3 separate regions of the Homo sapiens genome follow, and regions 2 and 3 are each linked to region 1. The links are chromatin contacts, found by Hi-C in ENCODE. All regions are on one chromosome and are shown on one strand. The core of a region is the stretch at or near the end of the contact, and the rest is flanking DNA. Distances in the headings are between cores, read along the strand shown. Region 1 holds the start of BDP1 (BDP1 general transcription factor IIIB subunit). Region 2 holds the start of ADAMTS6 (ADAM metallopeptidase with thrombospondin type 1 motif 6). Region 3 holds the start of NLN (neurolysin).

Evidence for each region. Hi-C counts contacts between places; a loop is a spot of excess contacts on that map. Pooled maps may share reads with other maps.
Region 2: a pooled map shows a loop between it and region 1 (14-fold over the local background). The contact joins the promoter of ADAMTS6 here to the promoter of BDP1 in region 1. A Hi-C loop is called at or near these places in 4 of 50 pooled maps.
Region 3: a pooled map shows a loop between it and region 1 (16-fold over the local background). The contact joins the promoter of NLN here to the promoter of BDP1 in region 1. A Hi-C loop is called at or near these places in 7 of 50 pooled maps.

Annotation. Positions count from the first base shown.
Region 1 is chr5:71,454,065-71,457,354 of GRCh38, forward strand. BDP1 (BDP1 general transcription factor IIIB subunit) reads left to right here and starts at 1,587. Exons shown (of 39, transcript NM_018429.3): 1 at 1,587-2,025. The coding sequence starts at 1,814. RefSeq lists enhancers at 522-1,448, 1,449-2,374.
Region 2 is chr5:65,480,265-65,483,554 of GRCh38, forward strand. ADAMTS6 (ADAM metallopeptidase with thrombospondin type 1 motif 6) reads right to left here and starts at 1,656. Exons shown (of 25, transcript NM_197941.4): 1 at 1,079-1,656. RefSeq lists enhancers at 1,409-1,768, 1,536-2,035, 1,809-1,858.
Region 3 is chr5:65,720,449-65,723,738 of GRCh38, forward strand. It overlaps NLN (neurolysin), which reads left to right and starts at 1,757. Exons shown (of 13, transcript NM_020726.5): 1 at 1,757-1,966. The coding sequence starts at 1,926. SGTB (small glutamine rich tetratricopeptide repeat co-chaperone beta) reads right to left here and starts at 1,661. Exons shown (of 11, transcript NM_019072.3): 1 at 1,469-1,661; 2 at 260-381. The coding sequence starts at 359. RefSeq lists silencers at 1,232-1,281, 1,342-1,391, 1,462-2,071 and enhancers at 2,348-3,169, 2,942-3,021.

The sequences.
Region 1 (3,290 bases), core at 337-2,836:
TTATTATTAAATTTTTGTTTTAAGGACAAGGTTTCACTTTGTCACCCATGCTGGAGGGCAGTGGCACTATCATAGCTCACTGCAGCCTGGACCTCCTGCCTCAGCCTTCCAGGTAGCTGGAGCTAGAGGTGGGAGCCATCACAGCCACCGCATGTAGGTAATTTGTTTTAGGGGTCTCAATATTTTGAGCAGGTTGGTCTGGAAGTCTTGGGCTCAAGAGATCCTCCCACTTCAGTCTCCACAGTAGCTGGGATTATAGGCGTGCCTCGCCATACCCGGCATTCAACCCTTAAATTTATTTCATGACATTTGATATACTTTATTTTATTGCAATTAATTAATTAATTCATTTATTTTAAGACAGAGTCTCACTCATTCTGTTGCCTAGGCTAGAGTGCAGTGGTGCCATCTTGGCTCCCGGCAGCCTCCACCTCCAGGGTTCAAGCCATTCTCCTGTCTCAGCCTCCCATAGCTGGGATTACAGGCTTGCACCACCAGGCCTGGCTCATTTTTGTATTTTTAGTAGAGATGGAGTTTAACCATGTTGGCCAGGCTGGTCTCGAACTCCTGACCTCAAGCAATCTGCCTTGCCTTAGCCTCCTAAAATGCTGGGATTACAGGCATGAGGCACCCACGCCGGGCCTGATACATTTTAAAAATATCTTGTTCATTTCTTTTTTGTATTTTCTCCTCCCAAATCCAGAACGTCTTGTTTACTGCTACCTCCTGAAGCAGATTAAGAACACTCACAATAATTTACAAGGTTTCAACTATAATAATTTTTAAACAGGCTGGAGTGTAGTGGTACGATCTCGGGTGATACATTCATATTAAAAAGTACACAAGGAGGTTGGGCGTGGTGGCTCACGTCTGTAATCCCAGCACTTTGGGAGGCCAAATGGGTGGCTCGCTTGAGCCTAGGAGTTCAAGATCAGCCTAAGCAACATGATGAACCCCGTCTCTACTAAATATACGAGAAAAAAAAAATTAGCCGGGTGTCGTGGCGCGTGCCTGTGGTCCCAGCAACTTGGGAGGCTGTGACGGGAGGATCGCCTGAGCCCGAGAGGTGGAGGCTGCAGTGAGCCAAGATCGCGCAACTGCACACTCCAGCCTAGGCGACAGAGCAAGACCCTGTCTCAAAGGACAAAAACAAAAAAGTACACAAAGGCGTACGGTAAATGGTCTTCCTACCACGACGTGTTTTCCAGAAACACATTCCTCTCCTGGGAGGTAACTATTATCAGTTTCTTCACACCAGCATTTTTAATCTATGTCTACTCAATTTAGAATTTCTAAACCCTTCAGGATCTTCAAAAGACAAAATCGGCCAGCGATTTTAATAGTTCCAGTAAAGGTTTGAGCAGAGAAGTGGACTTTCTTCTGTTCCTCTTTTCAACTACTCCTAAGGACTCCTGGAGAAGAAAGAGCAAATATCTCTGCATCTCAATTTCTGGTCCGCAGGTAACCCAGTCTCAGTAGCTTGGTAGTTACCATGGCTCCCAGTGCTGTGCGTCTGACGTCATTCTGCGGCGCTGGCTGATGGCGCAATCAGTTGCGGCGTCCTGTGAGCGCGGGGATGCTGGGAGGAGGGTGAAATTTAGCCATCGGTGTGTGGCAGGGTCATGAAAAAGCGGCGGCGGCGGGAGAGAGGAGGAGGCGGCGGCGGGGCAGTGAAACTACGGTAGCTGCCCCCTGAGCTGGTGGTGTGGCTTTGTGGGGAGGGCGTAGTTCCTAATCCCCTTTCCGGGCAGCCGCCGGGGCTCGGGGCTGTGAGCGGCCGTGAGGCTGCCTCCCCGGGCCCCCTGCCTCCGCCATGTTCCGCAGGGCACGCCTTAGCGTGAAGCCGAATGTCAGGCCTGGTGTAGGCGCCAGGGGCTCCACAGCTTCCAATCCCCAGCGTGGACGGGAGTCTCCCAGGCCGCCGGATCCTGCCACGGACTCTGCTTCCAAGCCCGCGGAGCCCACAGATGTGCCCACAGTCGATTTCGGTGGAGCGGAGCCCCAAGAAAAGGCTCCTAGGAGCAGGTAAGAGGTTGCAGAGGGAAGAATTTTCATTTGTCCCGCCTCTCCGGGCATGTCACCTGGAAGCTGAGCAAATGAATTTTATCACAGGAGTCCGCTCTCGTTTGCAGTAAGCCTTTCAGTTGAGGCTTGATGAAACCACTCCAAACTGCAGTTTAGTTGTCTGACCTGCAGGGTGTGGCTTGTGTGGATTTTGTCACGGTCTATAGATTCTCCGAGAGGAGACCATGTCTTCAAGTGGTGGTAGGGAGAATCGGGGTATGGCAGTCCTGAAGTGAAGAATATCCACACTATTCATTTGAGAATTTAGGTCACTATAGTTTTCATCCTTCTGGAGTGCTTTGCAGGGAAGTGTTTTTGTCTTTCAATTTATAAAATATTTATTTTTTAAAGGAGAAGATAAGTATTGCTTTGGCTTTACCGATTTATGTCAGTGAGTAAGAGTTCTGGTCACTTAATTGAAGTGTGCCTCTTTAACTATGGTGACCGTGTTTCCTGAATAGAGAAGCATGGCTTTAGCGTCATGTATCATATTTGGATTCAGGACTCTTTTAGTCTACAGGTAAACTTTTCTCAGGCAGAATTTGCTCATCTGCAAAATGGGAATAATATTGCCTACTTGGAGCGTTTTGGTGCAGATTGGAGATAATTCATATTAACTACCTTGCAGGGGATATAGCAGAATAGTTGCCCGCAAAAAGTTACTAGTTTTTTAGAAAGGTGATGGAGTAAATTTAAGACATGTTAGGCTAAGATGGTCTCTGTTTCTATATATATGAGGAAATCAGTAAACAGCCTTGTTAAGTGAAGTGAGATAGTACAAATTCTGTTTATGCTGTGATAGGAAGGTGAAACATTTATTTATTTTTGGAACATCTTCCTCTATTGGCCTGAACTGGTGCTGAGTGTATGGTGTTACGTTGATAGTTCAGTGATGGTTAGTAATTTCCAAGTTTATTACATGAATCTGTTTCAAAATTTCTACACAGAAAGGAGATACCGATACTAGTCGCTGTTACATTAATAAAGTTCTCAGAGATTTCGTTAATTATGTGTGAGTGCGTGATGGTTGATAATTTAATAAATTGCCCAAAGATTGTAGTTTTGAGATATTTATGGTCAAGGATATTTAATTTTTTTTTTTGAGTTGACATTTACGTTTGGGGAATATAATTTGTTTTTTAGTCACTTTTTTTGCCATTACTGACTCTGGGAAAGTGGTTTTTTTTTTTTTTTTTAATTAGTTTTTTTTTTAGATGGAGTCTTGC
Region 2 (3,290 bases), core at 406-2,905, 6.0 Mb before region 1:
AGCAATGGTTCAGTTTCCCTTTTTCTCTCTGCTCTGCACACCCTCACCTCCCCCCGCCCCCACCATTCCACTTCGCCCAGACAGAGGGTAACAGTCTGAGCTGCCCTGGTTGAGTTGATCCTAAAGTTAACATTCAGCAGCCCATTTCCAGACAGCAGCGCTAAATCTATTTGGATAAAACGCGTGTGACCCAGACAGTTGGCATCTGGCCCAAACGCGTTGCACCGGCAGCTCAAATAAAAACAAGAGTAAGAAACTCACTCTCTTGTTCCCTCTCAGTGCGCTTTCTCAATCTCTCGCTCACTTTTCCTCTAGTACAGGGAAAGAAAGCATCAAAGACAGGAATTGTAGCACATATTATCAGAAAGAGGCTTCCCAATACCCCATTCCTGCACTCTCACTCTCCCTCCTCAATCCCTGAACTTTGGTCCCATACACCATATATACAGACCTACCCCGATAAACAAGGCTCCGGAGGGTTATGAGTCTAGCACGTCCCAAGTGGCCAAAAGTAAATCAAAAACACACGTTTCCATCTCTTTGATTAGCCTATTAAGAGCTTAACATGTCCTAGAGCATCGGGGCTACAGCTAGCACATTAATGCTACCCTCTGAGCCCAGGCATAAAATATGCACTTGTCTGAAGACTTAACGACACTGACATGAAACTACAAAATGCATAAGACTTTTCTGTAAGAAAACTGGAAATCAATTTAAAACACACACATCATTATTACCTTCCGGATTACTATTTGGTGATCAGTTAAAAGATTACAATAATCATAATCAAGTCCACTTCACAAAACATGTATTGTATATTCATAAAATAAACGTATTTTTTTTGCATCATAAAATAACTGCAAGTCCCAGAATTCTACAACCCCCGACAAGTCTGGAGTTAAAAAGATATCTATTTGTAAAATGAGTTCAGTCAAGCTCACTCATTGCCATTAAAAAAAAAAAAAAAAACACACACACAGAAAAAAAGTTTTCTAAGCGTTATTCGGAAGACAAGCAAAGCACAAGTTGTTGGTTTAAAAAAAAAAAGCTCCATTGAATATTGTTAAGTCTTCCTTACCGTTTTCATCTTCAAATTCTGATAAAAAGTAAGTTTCAGACAATAGAGATTGCACTGGACGACTCACGTACTCCCTCTCCTCTCTAACTTTTTTTAATTTTTTTTATTTTTTTATTTTTTGCCCCCCTTTGCAAAGCCACACCAGCCAGTTATTCTGCAGCCAGAATAAAACCCTATGGTCTGGCTAACCCGGGCTTTAGAGAACTGACTTTCCGATTTGGCAGAATAAGAGATGCCTTCAATACATCTAGGCTATCACTCTGAGATGCTGCCTTTGCAAACCCCCTTTCTCTCCCTCCCCACCCCCCAAAAAAGGAAAGGAAAAGAAAGAAAAGACGGGAAAAAAGACTTATTGGGGGTGGAAGTGGTGCCCTCTCTTCCTGGAAAGCTTAGTGCCTTTGCTATGCAAATAACATGTGCAGAGCATCAAAAGGTATCAGGAGAAAAGAAGACAAGAGGAGCAGGAAGGGCAGCAAAGTTTTGTTGAAGTAGCCCTAGATCTCACTACCGGCCCCCAGCCAACTTGAATTGCAGCAGGAGAAAATTTTGGCAGCTTTTCCTCGGAGGCAGAGCACACTGACGTCAGTCTGCAGATGTGCCTGGGCTGCGTCGGGTGCGCATGTGTCCTGGGTCGTCACGTGGAGGGGGAGGGGAGGTAGAGGTACAATCGGGGTAACCAACTACCAGCCATTCAGAAGGGCTTAGACAATGTCAACTTTTCCACACTGTGAATGAGAGAAATTCTGGCCTCTCTAACCTCTCTGTCCTATCTCATTCCGCCTCTTTTCCTCCTCCTCCTCTAAACTCTCTTAGAAATTCTAGCCTGGTTTGCTATTAGTTGTTTCTTGGAAAAATGAAGGGGGAGGGAGAAGGATGAATGACTTTAGATGGACTAATGTCACTGTTAAGATCTCTGGTGTCATTCTCCGTGTAATTTTATTTTTAAAATCCACACAATCAAAATGTTAAAACTTGCACGCAAACAGTGCCTCTGAGGAAACTTAAAGCTTAGATTCGTGCAGCAGGCACAAGACTCAGTAGCTACAAGTGTACAAAATGCCTGTGTTTTATACATACTTCAGCAAGTAAGGTTAGCACCAAAAGGGAAAGTAAACTAAAGTAAACTAATACCAGCACATTTTCCATTTGATTATCGACTTCAGGTTATGTGGAGCTTTAAAAGAAGAAGAAGAAGAAAAAAAAAAAGTAGGGGAGGAGGGAGCGGGGGAAGGAAGAGAGAAGCTTGCATTATTTCCAGATGAGGGTGAGACTGGATGGTGTTTTAAAGTGCAACCGGGAAAAGCCACAAGTGGAGTGTATTTTTTTAAGTCAGTCCATTGAATGAAACTTCAATGACTGCCCAAATGAAAATAAATCCGAAGTAGGACCCCACCACCAAAAAAAAAAAGGAAGGGAAAAAAACAGGAACCCTGCTGCGATCTCAAGATAAACAAACAAAACCTCAAAACTGGTTCTTCAACCTTCCCAATCCCACCCTCCCTCCCCCCTACACACAAGCTGCCAGTCCAGACTTTAAGGATAAAATACCGCTACAATGTAGCACTTTCACTTTCATTTGCTGAGAATGAAAGCCGCTGGGGAGAAAATGCCCAGTGTTTTCCATGTCCTAAGCAAGCAAACAAAGTCTGGCACATACATCGGAAACAGGAAAAAATGTGAAAATAGCTCAGGACAAATGTTGCCTTTCAACGGTGTAATCTGCTGCATCATTTATCTGTCTCTACCATTGAGTGTAGAATAGGGAGCTGTTTAAGAGTTTCCGAGGTTGGGGGCAGGGGAAAATTGACGCCTTGAAATTCCAGCCCTTAGTTAATGCCAAGTCAATTTCCGATGGTGAGAACCAGAAAGGAGAACTGGACCGGAGGGAAGGGGGTAGGAAGGATGATCTTTCTGAATACCAGCTCTTAAATATCAAGCTTCTGCTAACATTATTGCCCATTTGATTTTTTTTTTTCTTCCTACGCCGGAGGTAGTAGGTGTAATTCTTCTGGTGAATCTATGAATAGTTGGCTAAAAGGAGGCATGAATCAGACTGAGAACGTCCAAGAATACAGTTATTTCAATTCTTCTTCAAGGGTTGAAAGTGGAAAGCATCTGTCCACAGAGTAAATAGTCCTCATCCTGACCTTAATCAGTAGTATCTGGCTAAAAGCCATTTAAAATGTAGAAATCTGTTCAATAGTGGGCATTG
Region 3 (3,290 bases), core at 507-3,006, 5.7 Mb before region 1:
TGCCTATAATATGAACAGCATACTTCTGACATATAGTATTTGTTCAATAAATGAACAATAGTCCTCTTAATTTGTTGTTAAAACAAACAAAACAAGCTTCAGAAAATGGAAATACGATAACCTTATAGTCAGGCCTCTCCTCTTGAAAGATCAAAAAAAATTCTGATTATGTTACAATAGATCATCAAGTTGGGCTTACAGCTATTTTAGTCTTCGTTTATAATTATAATATAAATGAACACAAAGAGCAGATGCATACCTTCCAAACTTTCTTGTTCATCCGAGGTGTAAGTGTCCATCTGACTTTGTTCCCGTAAGAAACGAATAACTGCATAAACCAGGTGCTTGATAGATGACATTTTAGAAGCTTAAACACTTTTCCTTGATAAGAAAAATGAAAACACTGAACTAAGTTATTTTAAAGAATCAGTCAGGAAAGTCATAAATTACAAAGATGATATGGGTTATAAAGTGTATTAAAGGTAAAAACAAAACACAAAACTGTATGACCTTTCATCTTTTCTCTTTGTAAAGAGTCAGGAGAGCACAAAGTATTGTGAAGGTAATTTATTACATATTTTCATTAATACCCAGTGGTATACGAGTATGTTAAATCTTGGAATAAGTAAAAATGTCTTCAAAACATGTACAGCATAAGCTTAGACTGTCACTGCATATCTCACCATACAGAAATCCCCTAAAGGCCTCAGTACTAAGTTAAGAGGCATTTCATACTGCTGACTAAAAGCTGATGTATACCAAGCATCTTCCTCTTTTTCATGGGATCTAAAAAAAGTATTAATAATGTACACTCTACCCACTTTTGTAGGTTGAGAGTTATTTGATGAGGAAACACATTCGCGAAAGGTTATTCAAGTGGTGAGTGTCGTTCTTAATAAAAATGGCATTTCTATTTAATCAGCAGACATGTCAGGAAATCGCTGCCCAAGTCGATGGATACTACAAGCCGACCGGCGCTCCCTGCAGAGGCTGTGCTCTCGTGGACAAGCTGGAAGCTCCCGGTCATGTTCATTCACATGGAATACTATCGCATCCAAACAGTGGCGCAGGGCCAGGCGGCATTCATGGCTGATTTCCACCAAATCGCATCATCCATCTGCTCCCCAGGTTCCCTAATTCAAAGCCAGGGTGTGGTACCCGCCGCTATAATGTTTATTATTTGTGTAGTTATTTTAAAGGCGATGTCAGCCTCTAGGCCACGGGGTCATAAGCACTAAATAAGGCCCCAGGGCAGAAGGTAAAAACAGAATGGGGGGAAAAGGGGTGAGAAGAGGGAAATAGGCTTCTCCCCCTTCCTCTCCCCAGAGCGCATCGAGCTCCCCCTCCCTTCCGTCCTCCCTCAGGTACCCGGCCTCGCCTCGGCCCTGCCCGGTGTGCAGCGGGTGCCGGTGCGGGCCCCGGTCCGGAGCGGCGGGAGGCGCACCCTTGCCAGACAGAAGCCCCTTACCAAGCAGGAGGACGCGAGACGACTGCTGCTGGCCCGCGGGGTTCCGTAGGCAGGCCCGCCCGACCCCTGGTCCTCGGGGCTGGAGCCCGGCTCGGGATCGCAGCACTGGTCGCGGCGGCGCAAACTTCCCCGGCCCCTAGGCCGTAGACCCCAGAACCCACCAGGCTGTGCTCTCTCTCAGGCGGCAGGGTCTGGCCAGCACCGCCCCTGGGGCGGGGCCGGACGCGAGGGCTGGGGCGGGGCCAGACACGCGAGCTGGGGCGGGGCACGGCGCGGGGCGGGGCTGGTAGGCGCCGGCGTGGAGCTGCCGCACGTGGGAGGGCGCTGGCCAGGCAGCCACTGTGGCCTCTGCGGCTAGGCCGGCTCGAGACTCCCGGGCGCCCAGGCGCTGCCGCCCGCCTCGCCGCCCCACGCCGAAGGACCACGCGCCCGCCGCCGCCAGCCTCTCAGCGCTCCCATGATCGCCCGGTGCCTTTTGGCTGTGCGAAGCCTCCGCAGGTACCTCCAGCGCGCGGGTTAACCTTGGCCGTGGGCAGGGCGGGGTCTTTCGCCGTGTGGTGCCTGGAGCCCGGACCCACCCCTTCCCGACCGCGCCTCTCCGACGCTCCCGGGACGCACCCTCCCCGCGGCTTGCAAGGTGGACCCCTGGGGGACACCTGGCGCGGCCACCTGGGGCCACCTTTCCCGCCTCCGCTCCCTCGGGAGGACGTCCATTCCTCTTTGTTTGGGACTGCCTCAGCCGCAGTCAGCGAGGCTGGTCACAGACGCGGCCCAAAATGAATGCAAATAGTTTGGATAAGAAAATCATTTCACGTTCAATCCCAATGCAGAACTACAGACCTGTCATTAAAAGTGCCGCAGCTGTGGACTCAGAACAATTGTGTTTGCTCCTCGCGCCCATTATTAGCATTCCAATCGTTTAACATCCACCCGAGATGAAACCTCTTTGGTGGTGTTGCTTGTTTCCGTCCATGCTCTCTGACTTCCTTTTTTATTTTCCTCCTCCCCATAAAACAAACATTCTGCCTCTTGCCGGTGCAAATTGACTTGGCCCAAAATGGAGAAAATGATCGCTTGGACACGGCTTTGGGCAGCCTGAGCTGCTGTTTTGGATTGCTTCCTAGCCCTCTAACCACACCCCACTGCAACAGACCAGTAGCAAGATGGTGAGGGAATTAAATTCTTTGCACGGATGCGCTGGTTTTCGGAAACAATGCCGCCACCATCCCCGTTTCCAAATCTGCCCAGAACTGTAAATCCAAATGAAGATTCAACAGAATAAAGAAAATGTGTGCTTCTTGCTAGCTATCAACAAAACTACTTTGTAACATGTCAGCATTTAAGCTTTCTACAGTTCCCTTTTGCACATTGCCACTCGTCTGTGTGGATGGAGCTTTGTGTTGCTCAGTCCGTAGAGTTAGGGAGCAGGCAGGCGACAGTGGTTAATTACAAAGAGTTAATGTGGTGATTGGTGACCATATTTCAGCCTGTCGTTTTTTGCTAGTCTCCAGGCTGCAATCGATATAGCTGTCAAATGAAGTTATACCAAGAAATGAAGACTTCACATAATGCAGGGGTGAGAGGAGGGAATAAATCTTCATATAAGAGCAATTCTCGGCCGGGCGCTGTGGCTCATGCCTGTAATCCCAGCACTTTGGGAGGCCGAGGCGGGTGGATCACGAGGTCAGGAGATCGAGACCATCCTGGCTAACACGGTGAAACCCCGTCTCTACTAAAAAATACAAAAAATTAGCCGGGCGTGGTGGCGGGCGCCTGTAGTCCCAGCTACTCGGGAGGCTGAGGCAGGAGAATGGCATGAACC